Linked DNA regions of Homo sapiens: all the other regions are linked to region 1. The links are chromatin loops, found by intact Hi-C in ENCODE. Cell type or tissue: psoas muscle. All regions are shown on one strand. Each heading gives the region's core, and the rest is flanking DNA. Links, peaks and the distances in the headings are about the cores only.

Region 1 (5,501 bases), core at 204-5,203:
CCAAAATTTTAAAGATAATTCAAATCCAAATCAACTCAATCAGAATCTCTCGGGGTGGGCCTCAGGCACCAGTGTTTTTTTGTTTGTTGGGACAGGGTCTTGCCATTGCCCGTGCTGGATTCAAAACACCTGGGCTCGGCAGGTGTTGTGGTTCATGTCTGTAATCCCAGCACTTTGGGAGGCCGAGGCGGGCAGATCACTTGAGGTCAGGAGATCTTGACCAGCCTGACCATCATGGTGAAACCCCATCTCTACTAAAAATACGAAGATCAGCCAGGCCTGGTTGTATGCACCTGTAATCCCAGCTACTTGGGAGGCTGAGGCAGTGAGCCGAGATCATGGAACTGCACTCCAGCCTGGGCAAGAGCAAGACTCTGAAAAAGCAAATAAACCGAAACTCTTGGGCTCAAGCAATCCTCCGCCTCAGCCTCTGGAGCAGCTGCAATTACAGACAGGCGCCACCACCTCCAGCAAGTACCAGTGTTTTTAAAACCTCCCTGGTAGATTCCGTTGTGCAGCCCAGGCCGAGAAGCATCGCGGAGTCTTGTCATTCAGCCTGAAAATAGCATCAAGTTCCCATCCACTCGAACAACAGTTTGTAGATCTTAGGCTGCTCTCATCGAGCAAACATGGCCTCCTTGCAACACCTCAAATGGGTGCCAGGCATGGTACGCAGCACACAAACTGTGTCACTTGATACAGCGGCCCCATGAGGCGAGGAGCTGGGAGGTCACAGAACATGCCCCAGGGCACCCAGGGACACACTGAAGCCCAGGCCTCCAGCACGCAAGGGCTGCTCTGAAGAAATACGGGAGGTCCTCACTGGAGGGTCTGGGGCCACACGGTGGGTCCGGAGACAGAAACGAGGAGAGGACGGGCTCACCCAGCCGTGGGGCCGCGGGCTGGACATCCAGTGGGAGTGGGAAGCCGCCGTCTCAAGGCAGAATTCCCTCTCTGGGACACCTCGGGTTTTGCTCTTAAAGCTTTCAGCTGATAGGATGAGGCCCACCCACATTCTCAAGGATGATCTTTAGGTGAAATCGACTGTAGGTGTTCACCACATTCCAGCAGCACACGATCACAGCAACACCTCGGCCCCTCTCGATGAGATCACTGGGCCCCACAGCCTGGCCTGGTTGACACGAAAGACTGACTAGCACACACGGTAATTCTCCAGAAATATCCAGGCCAAGTTCTTCCACTTTCCTGTCATAAGCAGCTAGTACTGTCCTTTGTGAGGCTGGCAAGATGGGCTCAACAGGTCACAACCAATGATCATGCTGGCAAGCCAGCAGTGGCAGGCGCACGTCCCCAGCCAGAGAGGGACCGTGATGGTTTGGAGGACAGCATCTGCACAGATAGGGGCTGGAAACCCTACGTCGGTCCCTGTGGACTGTCACGTCACTTTCTGGACTGCCCACGCAGCTTCACCCAGCAGCACTCGCACCTGAAGATGCTGCCACAGTTGGCTGCCCAGAATCAGCACCAGCTACTTGCTGAGGCCCAGAAGCACCACTTGGCTCAGATCCACCCAGATGCCAACTCTGTCGGGCCCCTGTGGCAGCACCCAGATGTCTGCAGAGCACAGGAGCATCCCCATGGGATTGGGTGGGCTAGACCCAGCGTGGGGGTCTGCTAGCAGCCAGTGGCATCTCCATCTGGGTCTGACCCTTTTCTGGGCCCATCGCTCTTTGACCATTTCCCCACCTGGGTTCATTCCCCCAATCCCAAGCGCAGCTCCTGCAGGCCTGGAGCCCTGGGCTGTGACAGGCTGGTCCCCACAAGCCTGGAACCCTGCGCCGTGACGGGCTGGTCCCCACAGACCTGGAGCACTGGGGTCATGACGGGCTGGTCCCCGCAGGCCTGGAGCACTGGGGTCATGACGGGCTGGTTCCCGCAGGCCTGGAGCACAGGCTGACGGGCTGGTCCCCACAGACCTGGAGCACTGGGGTCATGACGGGCTGGTCCCCGCAGGCCTGGAGCACAGGCTGACGGGCTGGTCCCCGCAGGCCTGGAGCACTGAGGCTGACGGGCTGGTTCCTGCAGGCCTGGAGCACAGGCTGACGGGCTGGTCCCCACAGACCTGGAGCACTGGGGTCATGACGGGCTGGTCCCCGCAGGCCTGGAGAACTGAGGCTGACGGGCTGGTCCCCGCAGGCCTGGAGCCCTGGGCTGTGATGGGCTGGTCCCCGCAGACCTGGAGCCCTGGGCTGTCATGGGCTGGTCCCTGCAGACCTGGAGCACGGGGTCATGACGGGCTGGTCCCCGAATCCCTGTGCCCACCCCCCACAGCCTACGGTTTTCGGTATCCCACGGGCTCCTCAAACTCAGCCCAGTCAGACCCAGGATCACCACCCCCCAGCCAGCTGCTGGCAGCCAGAAGCAGGGGGCCAGCCCCACCTCACCAAGCCCTGTTCGCCTCCAAGCACAGGTGCTGGTTACCTATGCCTGGGAGGCAACTGTCCCCACAACTCATTTGCAACTGATATGTCTCCCCTCCAAGTCCCTCTCTAAATTTGTCTCCTGCTCCAGTAGATGCTACAGCATCACCCAATGGTTGACGCATCGCTCTGGTCACAATCCGTGCCTGCTCGGCTCACTTGTGCAGGTGTAAGCCCCTCCTGGGCGCGAGTTCAGGCTGGTCAAAGGCAGCAAGCGAATCAAGCCCTGGCGCGGTCCAGCCCCTGCCATCTGGGGCTTGGCCAGCAGAGGGCGCCCCCACTCCAGCTGAGGTTCCCAGGACCCAGACCTGCGCCTGGAGGTGGCCCCAGGGCAGCGGGAAGCAGGCCCCGGGTGTGGTCACAGACACAGAGCCCCAAGGGACAAGCCCATTTGCAAAACCCCTTTAATCAGAATAAATAGAGTCCCAGGCAGGGCAGAGTTCATTGGGGATGCCCAAGCCGGATTCACCCACCCTTCCAGCTCCAGCCTAGGCGCAGCTGCGGCTTTCGAGAGGCGAAACTGTCTTCCTTGTCCTGGTGTCCCAGCAGGGTCACTGGGAGGCAACAGTGTGGTCTCAGGGTGCTGGGCGGGCCCGTGAGGCCCATCGCCGTCCCCCTAGGCATCCTGTTCATCTGTGAGCAGGGCAGGGGGTGCCGCAGCCTCCTCGGTTGTCCCAACCCTGCCAGAAAGAGACATCACTGAGGGGACCCCATAAACATCAACATCCCTGCAACCTGGCTGGGCGCAGCCAAGGCCCGGCGAGGGACAGGCCAGACGCCCCACAGCCTTTCTCCTGAGATGTATTTTAGGTCCCTGTCAAAATGGCCAGGCTCCGGAGGCCAGAGAAGGCTCTAGAGAGAGTGAAGGTGGGCGCCGGGGGGGAGATTTTTGTAGGTCAAAAGCGGTCAAGTGTCAGCAATGTCGTGGTGTAGCCCCAGTGGCAGCCCTACTGTCCAGCCCTGGCCCCTCTCCCCTCCAGGCTCAGAGTGTCCCCAATCCCTCCACGGACCCTCACCTGCTCCTCTCCTCCCTCTCCTTCCTCTCGTAGATGGAGTGAAGCTTGTTGATTAAGAAGATTTTGTCCTCACCCTCCTAGAAAGGCCAGAACACAAAGGGGAGGAGAAATCATCCATCAGCCCATCCAGAGCCATCCTGTTCCAAACTGCATTTGAGGGAAAACTCACGAGGTGTATTCAACATCGCAAGCAGCAAAAACATAAAAGAAAAGGTGAAAGGGCCACCAAACAAGGACAAGGAAAAACCAAGAGCCAGGAAGTGGGCGTATGTGTGGATCTAAGCTTCCTAGTGGCCAAAGTGAAAAGGGAAATGTAATCAGCAGCCCAGAGCCAGCCTGACTCAATTTAAAACCAGCCCTGCCACGTACTGGCTCTGCCTTGGGTTACTAACTCTGTGACCTCAGTGGCAGCATCTGTAAAGGGGGATAATAACACAAGGCACAGGGTTTACATTAGTTTCCTGCTGCTGTCGTAACGAACTGTCATCAACTTCGTGGCTTAAAACACCACCGGTTTCTCAACTTTCAGTTCTGGAAGTGAGAAGTCCAAAATGAGTCTCACTGGGCTCCAGTCAAGCATGATCAGGGCTACATTCCTCCCGGAGGCTTCGGGGGAGAATCCTCTTCCTCGCCTTTTCCAACTTCTAGAGGCCCCTGGCTCTCAGCCCTTTCCTCCACTTCAAAGCCAGCAGTGGCTGCTCAAGTCCTGCTCACGTGGCACCACTCTGACCCTGACACTCCGGCCTCTGTTTTTCACCTCTAAGGACCCTGAGATCACGCTGGGCCACCACGATAATCTAGGGCCATCTCCTATCCAAAGTCAGCTGACTGGCAACTTTAATTCTACCTGCAATCGTAATTCCCCAGCCACGCAACGTAACGTATTCACAGGCTCCATCCAGTCTTAGGACGGGGACATCTTTGGGGCCAGTACTGGACTGACCCAGGGCTCTTTCGACAATGAAATGTGACAAGCAGAGGGGGCACTTAGCAAAGGATCTGGTGCACCGAAACACTGATCATCAGTGCCTGGGTCAGACCGGGATTCCCCGCCCGGAGCTTCACACAGAGAACAGGAGTTCTGTCAAGAGCCACACGGATTGGCTCTGGGCACCTGGCAACCTGGCTCAGCCTAGGAGGACCACTTAGAATACCTTCAAGGAGAGACCATGGGCCCCTTAAGCAACAACCTAAGTAGCTTCTATCGAGTTGCTGATGAGTATGGAGGGGCTGTGCACTTGAGCCATGCCGACCTGCACGGGGAAAACTCAGACCGACAGCCCCAAAGACGGGTCAGAGCTCGGCCTTGGGTAGACACCACAGCCAGCATCCGCCTGGAGAAAGGTCCTTCCCATCCCAGAGCAACGGTGGGTAGAGCTGGGATTCTCCCAGCACCACTCTGCATTCCCCGCCCGGACCCACCTGGCCCTACCTGGCCCCTGGGGGCTCTGAAATGCCACCCAGTAGGGCAGGAGCCATTCCCCACTTCCAATATCTACAGCCAGACAACCACCGCAGCCGAGATGCCAGGCTTTCAGCTCTATGTGGTGAAACGGGAAAGGCAGGAGATGGGACAGTGTGTACTACAGTGTTTACAACCCAAGCAATGTGGGAGCCGTCCCATGAGTGCTTGGGACGAGCTGGGACGAGCTGCCTGGAGCCCTGGATCCTGGCACCAACTAGCCAGCAGCAGGGTCACATGGCTGCCGAGGCCCACTGGCTGCACCCCGCCCTGCCCTCGCCTTGGCAGACGCCAGCCGCTGATCCCCACAAGCGCCCCCCTAGCCCTGGTGTGGAGCATGCCTAAGGACACTGGCACTCACCAGCCCCAGAGTGAAAACCTGCAGGAGGACAAATGGCAATGGGAGGGGATGGGGAGCCCTAGGGGGAGGGCAGAGCCCAGCAGCAGGACGCAAGCCTGGAAAAGCCACAGGACCTGCTTCACGGGGGGCCGTTCCCCAGGGGAGGGGCCTCGGGGAGGAGGCCAGGCTGGGTAGCCCGGGGGGAAAGTGCCTTGTCTCCAACTTGGTGGGTGCCCAGTGGG
Region 2 (5,501 bases), core at 1-5,000, 64 kb after region 1:
CTAAGCCTCAGTGTGGGCCAAGGCTCAAAGGTGCTGGCACAGGCTTCCCAGGGAGAACAGAAACTCAGCAGTGAAAGCCGCAGAGGGGAAGAAGCAGGCTGATGTCAACAGCGTGGGGCTCTGTCCCTCACCCCAAGGAGAGGGAGTGTGCCAGATCCCAGGCCACCAAGCGGGGCCAGCTCCAGCCTGGGCGATCGTCCCAGCAGCTGAGAGGGAAGCTTTAAGCAGACCAGTGGGTAGGAGAGGAGGGAGCATGCGGCAGGTGGGGCAGCCACACAAAGGAGAGTTCCCAGAAGGCCAAGGTGTGGTCACCCTCCACGCCTCCCGACTTCCTCCTGGAGTGGCTGGGCAGCATGCAGGGCAGCGTCCAGTAGGCGGCAGTGGCAGGAAGGGAGCGGGCGGCCCTCGCAGGTCCCTCAGTTGGCAGGGCTGCATTGCAGAATCTGCTGTGGGGCAAAGAGCTTCCTGGCAGCCACGGCTTCCCCTGGCTTTCCTGGCACTGGGCAGTTCTCTTTGTTGTCCGGCCCGGCAGGCTGGCCTGAGGCCTTCTTGAAGTAGCAGAGCCGACACACGGAGTGGTACTTGTCTGCTCCCCCAATCACCTCGACCTGGCCGCAGGGACAGGGGATGGGTGAAGGGCCAGGACAGGAAGGAGGCAGAGCCATACCCCCACCCCGCCGGCCTGCAGGGAAGGCAGGTGGAGCTACCTCCTTCTCTGTGCCGAGCCTCTTGGTATAGGCGGCTTCCCGGAAGCACTCCATGCACACCGCCGTCAGCTTCACCACGCTCTCGGCCAGCGGCACCAGGTTCAGGATGGCCCCAAATGGCTGCGCTCCCATGGAAAGACAGAGGGCGCTCAGCCACCTTACCAGGTGGGTTTTTCTTTTAAACCCTCTGATTCACAAGCACTGAAGCCAGGAGAGTTTGCTCTGACCTTAGTCCTTCCCCCAACCCCCAGAGCACCATGCCCGGCTCTGTCCCTTTGCCAATTCAAAGCACCTGCCGCAACAGATGGCACGCAGTCTGCACAGACCATGGAGTCCCTTGGCTCAGCCAAGGCCTGAGCAGCTCGGCCGTAACCCTGTGGTGGCTGAGCCCTGGTCACCCAGAGCTGGTGTCTCTGTGCCCATCCAGAAGCCTCTTGCCCTCCTCAATCCCAGCTCCAGACCTGGATCAGACGCCTTACCTTCCTCTGGAAGGTCCCATCCAGTGCAGCCACAATTACGGTCTTCCCGGCGTTGGCCATGGCCTCGCAGAACTCCACGATGTCAGGGAACTGGAAAGGGCACGTGGAGAAAGAGTGTGAGAGCTTCCACCCCAGCAGCAGCTCCCTGGAGCCCCAGCGAAGACGCTGCCAGATCTGACAACTCCGGCCATTTGGCCCGGAGTAACTCTTAATTCTCCCACGAGGCTCCCCAGGCCGGGGGACTGTGTCCACCCGCACGCCCCCCAGCAGACGACAGGTACATCCACAACTGCGCAGCCCCTTCCCCCTGCAGCCAGCTTCCCTCCGAGTCCAGGTACCCAGGACTCAGCACCGGACTTCCACACCAGCTGTGCTGTTTAACACTGCAGTGGCCAAAGGCCTGCTGCCTTGGGCTCGGACACCACTCTTCGCTGGACCCATTATCTGTGTGACCTTGGCAATGAATTAACGTCTCTGAACCTGTTTCCTTTTCCTTAAGAGCAAGGAAGGTCCTGTTGTTTAAGGATGGAAGGCCCTAAGTTATATACATGCTCTTCGGTGAATAGGTGGGCGCTTTGTGCTCTTGCCTCCCCCGTTTTAAACGGGTAATGTGCCTTGAGAAGGGGCGGGGGTCCTACTGGCCATTTACAGAGCAGGATGACACAGCACAGCCTTCTAAATTCAGGACCTGCACAGAGCACATTTACTGTGTAAAGCAAACTTCACTTTGGCCCAGGGAGAAGCTGAAACTCTGGCAAGTGCTCTGGTGATTCTCATCAATCAATCATATCACTCTTAGCTGGTTGAGTTCATATGTCCAGACTGGCCTTTGGGTTGGGTGAAGCAGGGATGTCCTTGTCCTTGGGTGCAGGGTCTCTCTCCCAGGGCCACTCAGGCTTTCTCAGCCCAGGTACTGAGGTTTGAGGTTATTGAGACGTGAGGGCTTAGCAAGGTGAGGACTAAGGGGTGGCTCGAAAAATTCCAGTGAGATCCAAGCAAAGCCCAACGTGACTGATTGCGCTCAGCTGACTGCAGGGGTCTCTGGAGAAGGAAACCCAGAGACTCCAGCACGCCAGGGCCCCTCCCCACCATGCACTCGTTCCCTCTTTTTCTCTGAGGACTCATGACATGTCACGAAAATGCAGCTCCCAGCCTGCAAGGAGCTGTGGGCCGGCACACCACCTGCGCCAGGGGCGCGCCCCCTGGAGGGCTGACGCTGCCATGGCTGCCATTTGAGGCCGGATCTCGCTGTGTCCTGTGCAGTGTAGGGTGTTGGGCTGCGTCCCTCGCCCCCACCCATTAGATAGATGCCAGGAACACACCTCCCACCCCCCAGCTGCGACAAAATTGTTTCTAGTTGTTGTGAGATGTCCCCTGGGTGGGAATGGAGAGGGGAAGAACCCTCCTGAGTTGAGAACCTTGCTCCTTCACCCGCCACATGAGGGTAGAAGGCAGACCCCAGACTCTCCTGCATCAGGGTTTCAGGATGAAGGTCCTCAGCCCCCACTCACTCCACCTCTTGACCAACCTCAGGCTGAGGTCCATAGTCAAAGAGCTTGGTTCTTGCACCCGGCACTTCCCCACCCGTCCAGCACTTCCAGTGATCTGCCTGCCTCAGCCTCCCAAAGTGCTGGGATCACAGACGTGAGCCTCTGTGCCAGACCCTAACTTTTCCTAGATTAAACTTATTATAGATTGCATGTCTCTAACCTGAAAGGCTCCAAAATCTGAAACTTTTTGAGCGCCCACCACAAGTGGAAAATTCCACACCTGACCTCATGGGACAGGTCACAGTCAAAAACTGTGGCTCACGTCCAAATTACTAAATACATAAAATTACTCTCAGGCTATGTGCCTAAGATGTCTATAAAACATAAATGGATTTTGTGTTTACACTTGGGGCTCATTCCCAAGGTCTCATTATATTATGAACATGCAAATATTCGAAAACCTGAAATCCGAAACACTTCTGGTCCCAGGCATTTAGGTTAAGGAATACTCAACCTGTATTACTTGTGTAGTAGAACAGAAAACACAAAAAGGTCTATTTTTTTTTTTTTTTTGAGACGGAGTCTCGCTCTGTCGCCCAGGCTGGAGTGCAGTGGCGTGATCTCAGCTCACTGCAAGCTCCGCCTCCTGGGTTCACGCCACTCTCCTGCCTCAGCCTCCCGAGTAGCTGAGACTACAGGTGCCCGCCACCACGCCTGGCTAATTTTTTTGTATTTTCAGTAGAGACGGGGTTTCACCGTGTTAGCCAGGATGGTCTCGATCTCCTGACCTCGTGATTCACCCACCTCGGCCTCCCAAAGTGTTGGGATTACAGGCATGAGCCACTGCGCCTGGCTTTGTCTATTTTTTTTGAGACAGAGTCTCGCTCTGTCATCCAGGCTGGAGTGCAGTGGCATAATCTTGGCTCACTGCAACCTCTGCCTCCCAGGTTCAAGCAATTCTTGTGCCTCTGCCTCCCAAGTAGCTGGAATTACAGGTGTGTGCCACCACGCTTGGCTAATTTTTGTATTTTTAGTAGAGATGGGGTTTCACCATGTTGGCCTGGCTGGTCTCAAACTCCTGACCTCAAGTGATCCGCCCGCCTAGGCCTTCCAAAGTGCTGGGATTACAGGTGTGAGCCACCGTGCCCAGCCAGAAAAAAAGTTTAAAAAAATAAATCAGAGCTCCTACTATTGCCAAGCGACCCTGCAAGCCCACCACACACTGTGCAGCTGTTGATGCAAGGGTGCCCACCCACCACCAGCATCTGAAGCACAGCACCCCCAGCTAGGAGCTTCAGGTTTTCCAGAGATTTCCAGGTGAGTCTCTCTTGGATGCCAACAGTTTCTACAGAGCAGTGTGAGCACCTGTGTGTCTCGCCCGGGGTACAAAGAAGCACAGAAGCTTCTGACCCAGGGCCTTCCTCAGGATGGCACGGTGGCTACTCTGTGAAAGGCTTTCCCTGCTGACCCAGAAAACGGGAACAAGGCAGGTTCGGCTGGGCTTCATCCACTGTCCACGTAGACAATGAAGGAGCGAAGGACAGTCCTTCTGCTGGGTCCCATGCTAGGAACCCCTCTCCTCGATCTAGAACTGCTTGCAATGGGAAGACCCTGAACTTCTTTTGTTTTGTTTTGTTTTGAGACTGAGTTTTGCTCTTGTTGTTGCCCAGGCTTGGAGTGCAATGGGGCGATCTTGGCTCACTGCAACCTTCGCCTACCGGGTTCAAGCGATTCTCCTGCCTCAGCCTCCCAAGTAGCTGGGATTACAGGCATGCGCCACCACGCCTGGCTAATTTTTGTATTTTTAGTAGAGACGGAGTTTCTCCATGTTGGTCAGGCTGGTGACCCGGAACTTCTTGAAGAGAACAAGGGCACACAGAGGCCAGGGCAGAATGCTGATGTCTGGGTAGGGTGTAATAAATACTCACTGAATGAACTCAAGTTTTACTTGCTGGCCAGGGAGGAAGTAGACCGAGAAATCCCTCCTATAGGCTGAACAGGGGACAGGACTTCATACGCTGGCTCCTGACTCAGGGCATTTGGATGTCGAGGAAGGAGAAGGGAAAGGTTTCTGCCTCGGGGGTCTGGGTCAGCCTCTGTCAACAAGGTTTACGCAGAGCCAGGAGAACAGAGCTATTGAACAACTCACAGCGGCAGGTCTGAAGGAGGGAGAGCCTTGCCAAAGCTGAAGCTTCCTTGTTCTGAGAGGGCCATGTCCCCAAAGCTGATGCAAAATCCCTGGATGCATTCTGAGGCCACAGTTTGGGAGCAAAAGAGAACAGCTGCAGCCCTATTCCCAGCCTGGGCTCACTTTCTCGCCAGGAGTCCCTCAAGCACGGGGCAGCAACAACGACGTCTCCACGTACGCAGAGGCATGGGGGTGCTCAGGGGCGCACCTCTGAAGGTCAGAAACGGAATGGCCATACCCAAGCGGGGAGGAGATGCCAGCTGCCGGGTGGTCGGGAACCCAGAGCGGACACTGGCAGCCTCAACTCCACAGGGCAGATGCCCCGCACAGGGGAAGGGACCCGTCAGCCTCCCCACGGGAATGGAATTTGCAGCTGTGACTCATACAGAATGTTGGGCAAGAACAGAACCAGGAAGGCAGGACTGGCCTTTTGAGGGGACAGGCCCTGTGACGTCCGGGCAGGGTATTCAGGCCAGAGCGGCCTGGCTCTGTGCTGGGAGGCAGGGCGGGTAGAGACCTCGAAGCACTCACCAAACCAACTCATTTATTCTTCCTCCAGGGTATAGAACTAGACTAAGTGTGGCCAGGCGTGGTGGCTCACGCCTGTAATCCCAGCACTTTGGGAGGCTGAGGCAGG
Region 3 (5,501 bases), core at 502-5,501, 310 kb after region 1:
ACTTGTCCCCCTTGCCCTCAGCACTAAGCGTTCATCAGTGTGGGGGATAATGACATCACAGATGTCATTGGCACAAATTGGCTTTGTGCCAATTTGATAGAAGAAAAACTGTGTCTCATTTAAAAAATACCTCATTTTAATATGCATTACCTCGTTTAGTGAGGGTGAACATTTAAAATATTTTTTCCACCAGTTATATTTCTTCAACTCTAAATTGAAGAAATTTAGAGTCCTTTACATGTCTTGGTCTTAAAAGCCTTTTGGGTTTTTTTTTTGAGACAAGGTCTCACTTTGCCACCCAGGCTGGATTGCAGTGGCAGCATCACAGCTCATGCAGCTTTGACCTCCCGGGCTGAAACCCTTGCCTACCTCAGCCTCCCAAGTTGCTGGGGCTACAGGCACACACCACCATACCCGGCTAATTTTTAGAATTTTTTCATAGAGATGATGTCTTCCCTGTGTTGCCCAGGGTGGCCTCAGACTCCTGAGCTCAAGCGATCCTCCTGTCTCAGCCTCCAAAAGTGTTGGGATTATAGGCTTTAGCCACTGTGCCCAGCCCTTAAAAGTCTTTAGGAACACGGCTTCTTAGCTTTTCTAAGGAATGTTTGACAGTGGCAACTTGTAGGGCCTGGCCTTGCCTGCCACCAGAGCACCCTGGGAATCTCTGGGCCAGGTAGACATGGGAAGTCAGGGTTTTCTGGGCTGGCCTGAGGGGCTGGGCTGGGGCCAGCCGGCCATGTGGTGTGGTGCTGGAGGGGACTCCTCACTATTCCTGTCTGTTCCTCTTCCTCAGGAGCAAGAGCAGCTCTACCTGAGGTCAGGTGTGGTGTCCTCTGCCACCTTCGAGCAGCCGAGTCGCCAGGTGAAGCTGTGGGTGAAGATGGTGACTCCACTGATCAAGAACTTCTTCTGAGGACAGACAGGTGCTGTCTCTAGCATCACCTCTCAGCACGATTTTCCCGAGAGTTCACAGGTGGGGCAGGTGGTTGTTCTGACTCAACCAGAGCTTCCAGAGGGCTCTTTGATCCCTTTCTCAGTTAAACACAGAGCAGCATCTTCAGGGGTATGGCAGCTGTCCTCAAAGTTAGAAGCTGGATGCTAAATTAGGCAGTCTGTTCACTTTCCATCTGGTACCCACTCCACTAAGTCCCAAGGCGCCTGTGCTGGGGTCGGCAGTGGCAGCCTGTAGTCCCCTTCTGCTCTCCCTTCCCAGGGGGTCCTGAAGAAGCCCTGGGGCAAGGGCTCAGGGATGAGGGGGCAGAAAGGCAGATTGAGCCCCTCCAAGCTGAGCACACTGGTGCAGGAGATGTAGACGTGGGAGGAGGGGAGCACGTTTGCTCGTGAGAGTGGCTCTGGCTTGCTGCCCTGGCCGGCTGTAGTGCACAGGGTGGGGCGTCGGTAGAGCCAGACCGTGGGCTGCTGCCTGGACGCCTCGCTGACATCCCTGTGCTGCGGTTACAGAGCTGCGCCCTTCTAGACTCTGGAAGTTGAGTAACAGGACCTGCTCTGCCCACCCAGGAGGGGCCTGCCGCTTCACCAGAGGCACCAGTGGGGTCCCACAGTCACCTGAGGTACCCCTGGACTGTCTTGACGCCTAGAGGTCCGGGCAGGGGGTGGCTGCCATTAAAGGTGGGGTCTTTGCTGAGTGACCTTTTGTGTCCTGGATCCCTCAGGGCCTGGACTGCACTCCGGGTGGGGTCAGGCTCCCGAGGCCCCTGCTCTCTGGTTCTGGATGTTGTGGGTAGTTCTGTTGCTTTGGATGGCTGGGCCTTTGGATGGTGGCTTGTGGGGAAGGGACGGTGAGGAGTCAAAGATGAGCCAGGACCCATGTGGCCGGCACATGCGCTAGTGCCGGCATCTCATGTGTGCAGCGTGGGCTCCCTTAGTGCCTGGCACCTTAGTGCTCTGCTAAGTCTCATTGTTTAAAAATGTGTAGTTTATCTGCAGCTTTTCCTAGTTATTTTAATTACTTTTCATTTTATTTGAATAGTGTGTGCAAATGTAGAGAGTAAAACAATACTGCGGCCATTTCCTGCCCTCCCTTCCCCCAGGCAGCCACTCTTGGCTTGTTTCTTCTGATGTGCACACGTGTCCGTATTTCTAAATAACGTGCATATCCTGCTGTCTTCCCCCAAAATGTGTACTTAACCAAAACAGCACCAGTGTCACTCCTGAAACAAAAATTACCAAGAATGTCTTAGTATCATCAAATACCTAAATGGTGTTCACAATTCCACTTGCCTTAAAATTAATTTTTTCGATTATTTGACTTGAAGTCCAATTAAGGACTACACCTTGTGATTGTTTTTTCCCTAGCAATTTATTTTTTGAAGAATGAACTTTATTTTTATTGGATCTACTTAAAACATTTTTGTGTCACCTAGTAGCAGGGGATTTTGAATACATGTCATGTGTGTTTATAAAGCCAGCTCTCCATATCCCCCAGTGTCTCCAGGAGCTGCTTTTGTGACCTCACTGCCTGATCTCTTTATCATCTTCAGGTGCTTGACCCTTGCACAGAGAGAAGCTTCCTGGGCTACAGGGCATGGCAGCCTGTCCTTTCGGGGAGTGAGATTAGATTTAGTCCCTGCACTTTGCCTCTCTAGAAGCAGCTTCTCGCCTTTCCCTCCCGAGGGCTGGCAGGAGTCACTGTCACCCTTCATGGGGTCTGAAAGGTTGCATAGGCTCACCTGGTCTTAGACAAGGACAGTTGCAGCTTCCGCACCAGGCAGACCTGCAGTTTGAGTGGCTGGGGATAGGTGGAGCGGCGGCCTGGCCACAGTGCCCTGGACAGCAGCACATCACATCAGTTAACACTGTTTGCCTTCCAACTAGTTATTACGGTGTCCTGTGGGACAATTAGACTGGAGGAGCCAAAGGAATGTGCAGGGGCACTGGGTTTCTGTTTGGAGAGAGGCTCTCGGTAAACAGAGTTCGCATTCCTCCAGATTCTGTGGGACCAGAGTAAATATCATTATGCCACAGCCAGGCTTAAGCAATCTATCTGCAGTGCCGTTCCCGCAGCGCACACTGCTCCCTCTGTCTCTGCTGATGACCTTCGAGGCTGTCCTAGGCAGGTTCTCCCTGAGGAGCTCCCCACACCAAGCCTCCCTAACTCTGCAAAGCAGCCGGAGCAACAGAGAGCAGCGGGCGGCGGGCGGCGGCCGCCGCAGTCCTCCCGGCTTTCTAGGTGCGCGGGGCTGTCGTGTTCCAGTCCCTGTGTTCCCCGTCGCTGGAGTGCAGCTTAAGTGCGAATCATTTCTTGGAAAGTTTAGAGATAATTTTGTCAACTACCCACAATATGTATGTGTGGACTAGATTACTTTCTTATTTCAGGATCTAAAGGCAAAATGGAAAAACGTCACATTTTGTGGTTATTACCAGGGACTGAAGTGAGTTGCCCGGTGGCCCCTGGTGGCTTTAGCTCCCCTGGTCACCTGAAGGGCTGCAGTGACCCCTCCTGGCCAGCAGAGGTATTGGCCCAGCCAGGCTGGGGGAGGCTGAAACTGCTTCCCTTCTCTGCAGCCACAAAGGGCTGGATTCCTTGGGCGCCAGGAGGGGAGGATTTTTCTTTTCCCTCCGATAGCCCTACTGGGCGCTAAGATTGTTGTGAATCATTACCCTCAGAATTTGGACTTTCTAGATGCTTCTTAACCCATGATTTAGGTGAGTAAACTTGGAAAAATGTTTTTGCAAAACTTGATGATCAAGCTGAACGTAGAACGATATTCCTAATGGGTGTGTTTGCCTTTTTTCCCCCTTTTGAGACAGGGTCTCACTCTGTCACCCAGGCTGGAGTGAGTGGCATGATCATGCCTCGCTGCGTACTTGACCTCATGGGCTCAAGCGACCCTCCTGCCTCAGCCTCCTGAGTAGCTGGGACCACAGGCACATACAACATTCCCAGCTAATTTTTTGTATTTTTGATTGATAGAGATGGTTTTGCCACGTTGCCCAGGCTGGTCTTAAACTCCTGGGCTCAAGTAAGATTGCCGTCCTGGGATTAGAGGCGTGAGCTGCTGCAGCGGCCTGCTTTTCTTTGAAGCCTGAGAAATGTTGAGGGCCGGGCACAGTGGTTGACACCTGTAATCCTGGCGCTTTGGGAGGCCGAGGTTGGTGAATCACCTGAGGTTAGAAGTTTGAGACCAGCCTGGCCAACATGGTGAAACCCCATCTCTACTAAAAATAAAAAAATTAGCTGCGTGTGGTGGTGGGTGCCTGTAACCCCAGCTACTTGGGAGGTTGAGGCAGGAGAATCGCTTGAGCCCAGGAGGTGGAGGTTGCAACGTGAGCCGAGATTGCGTCATTGCACTCCAGCCTGGGCGACAAGAGTGAAACTCTCACTCTCCCTCGAAAAAAAAAAAAAATGTTGATCCTGTCTTGGTCCCCCTGGGATCCGTCTTTTCTGACGTTTGCCGCTGTCTCCCCTCATCCCCCAGGTTGCTAGTTAATTCTCTCCCCTCGTGCCTGCACCCTGCTGCCCTAGCTAGCCTGGCCACCTCACTGCCGTGTCCTGCATCAGCCCAGCCACAGAGTCCTACAGGTCCGGGGCTTGCTTGTGGGAACGGCTTGTTCTTCTAGACTCTGGGGGCGGGGGCTTGGGTGTGTTTCCTTACTTGTAAAAGGTCCTGTTGTTTTTGGGAGCAGGGAGTAATGGCGGATGAGACGCTGTGTGGAGGCGGCAGCTCCTGGTATGGGGTAACGCCCTGTCCCCTCATTGGCAGGTGGTTTGCATGAAGCATCAGGCCAGAGGGTGTGAGTGCCAAGCCCTCACCCCACATGCTGCTCCTGTTAAAAGCAAACTCCACTGACCCCCCCGGGAAGTCAGGATTTGGGATTTACTTCCTGGAATGCTTGCCTCTGGCTGCTGGGAATTGGGGCCTTTCCCCAAAGCCTGAACCAGGCCTCACAGTGGCCATCAGGCACAGAATGGATGGGCACAGCTGAGTGGCTCCACTGGCTTTAATCTGCCCCACCTCTTCCACACCAACCTCCACCCTCTGGTTCCGATGTGCTTGGTTACAAAGCACCTGATTATTTAAGAGAACGAAAAACCACCACCAGTTCCTGTAAAGAATAAGTCACAGGTGCACAGGTGAAGGGCTGAGTTGTGGTCCAGCCCCAGGGAGTGTGGGCTGTGAGGCAGGAGCGAGCTAAACCTGTAGGAGCAGCGCCACGGCTGCCAGGATCCACTTCGCTGCCTTCTCTTTGGTCTTCAAGTTAAAGGTCCAGACATAGGTGGGGCCGCGGATGCGTGTTTTGTACACGGGACACTCATAGATGTTCTTGGTCTCCATGCGGTCCACAGGAATGGCCTTGATGAAGATGACAGGCATGGCCGGGGTCAGCTCTTTCAGCCGCGCTTCAGCGATGACTCCAGTCTGGGTGTCCCAGCGAGCCCCTGCAGGGACAGTATGGCTGAGGGTCAGGTGTGCTGCCAGTAAGTGAGGGAGGGGCTGGCAGGAAGGGTGGGGTCCTCACACTCCCCGCCCTCTGCAGAG

The links. Peaks named below come from ENCODE experiments on the same cell type or tissue, not always from the same donor. Only the 100,000 strongest peaks of a DNase experiment are listed, where the experiment ranks them.
Region 2: a loop joins it to region 1, with 5 times the contacts of the local background. A loop is called at or near these places in 104 of 110 quality-filtered maps.
Region 3: it touches region 1 in a loop (2.5-fold over the local background); 28 of 110 quality-filtered maps call a loop at or near these places.

Annotation. Positions count from the first base shown.
Region 1 is chr17:78,110,091-78,115,591 of GRCh38, forward strand. TMC6 (transmembrane channel like 6) reads right to left here. Exons shown (of 20, transcript NM_001127198.5): 19 at 3,458-3,534; 20 at 1-3,121. The coding sequence ends at 3,058. Among named protein-coding and RNA genes, the nearest start is that of TMC6, 16 kb to the right of the region's middle. RefSeq lists an enhancer at 2,501-2,560. In psoas muscle, for the core only: a CTCF peak has its summit at 2,709 (motif pointing right); DNase peaks (open chromatin) are centred at 711, 2,221 and 2,721; H3K27ac peaks cover 1,579 bases.
Region 2 is chr17:78,174,343-78,179,843 of GRCh38, forward strand. TK1 (thymidine kinase 1) reads right to left here. Exons shown (of 7, transcript NM_003258.5): 5 at 1,187-1,276; 6 at 708-827; 7 at 1-608. The coding sequence ends at 417. Among named protein-coding and RNA genes, the nearest start is that of SYNGR2, 8.5 kb to the left of the region's middle. RefSeq lists enhancers at 1-280, 1,091-1,270, 1,291-1,410, 1,420-2,198, 1,421-1,470 and 1 more. In psoas muscle, for the core only: CTCF peaks have their summits at 368 (motif pointing right) and 2,394 (motif pointing left); DNase peaks (open chromatin) are centred at 329, 999 and 2,379; H3K4me3 peaks cover 1,565 bases; H3K27ac peaks cover 3,563 bases.
Region 3 is chr17:78,418,753-78,424,253 of GRCh38, forward strand. It overlaps PGS1 (phosphatidylglycerophosphate synthase 1), which reads left to right. Exons shown (of 10, transcript NM_024419.5): 9 at 794-923; 10 at 5,309-5,501. The coding sequence ends at 913. It overlaps DNAH17 (dynein axonemal heavy chain 17), which reads right to left. Exons shown (of 81, transcript NM_173628.4): 81 at 4,945-5,401. The coding sequence ends at 5,154. Among named protein-coding and RNA genes, the nearest start is that of PGS1, 43 kb to the left of the region's middle. RefSeq lists enhancers at 840-1,524, 3,798-4,377. In psoas muscle, for the core only: a CTCF peak has its summit at 3,466 (motif pointing left); a DNase peak (open chromatin) is centred at 3,449; H3K27ac peaks cover 964 bases.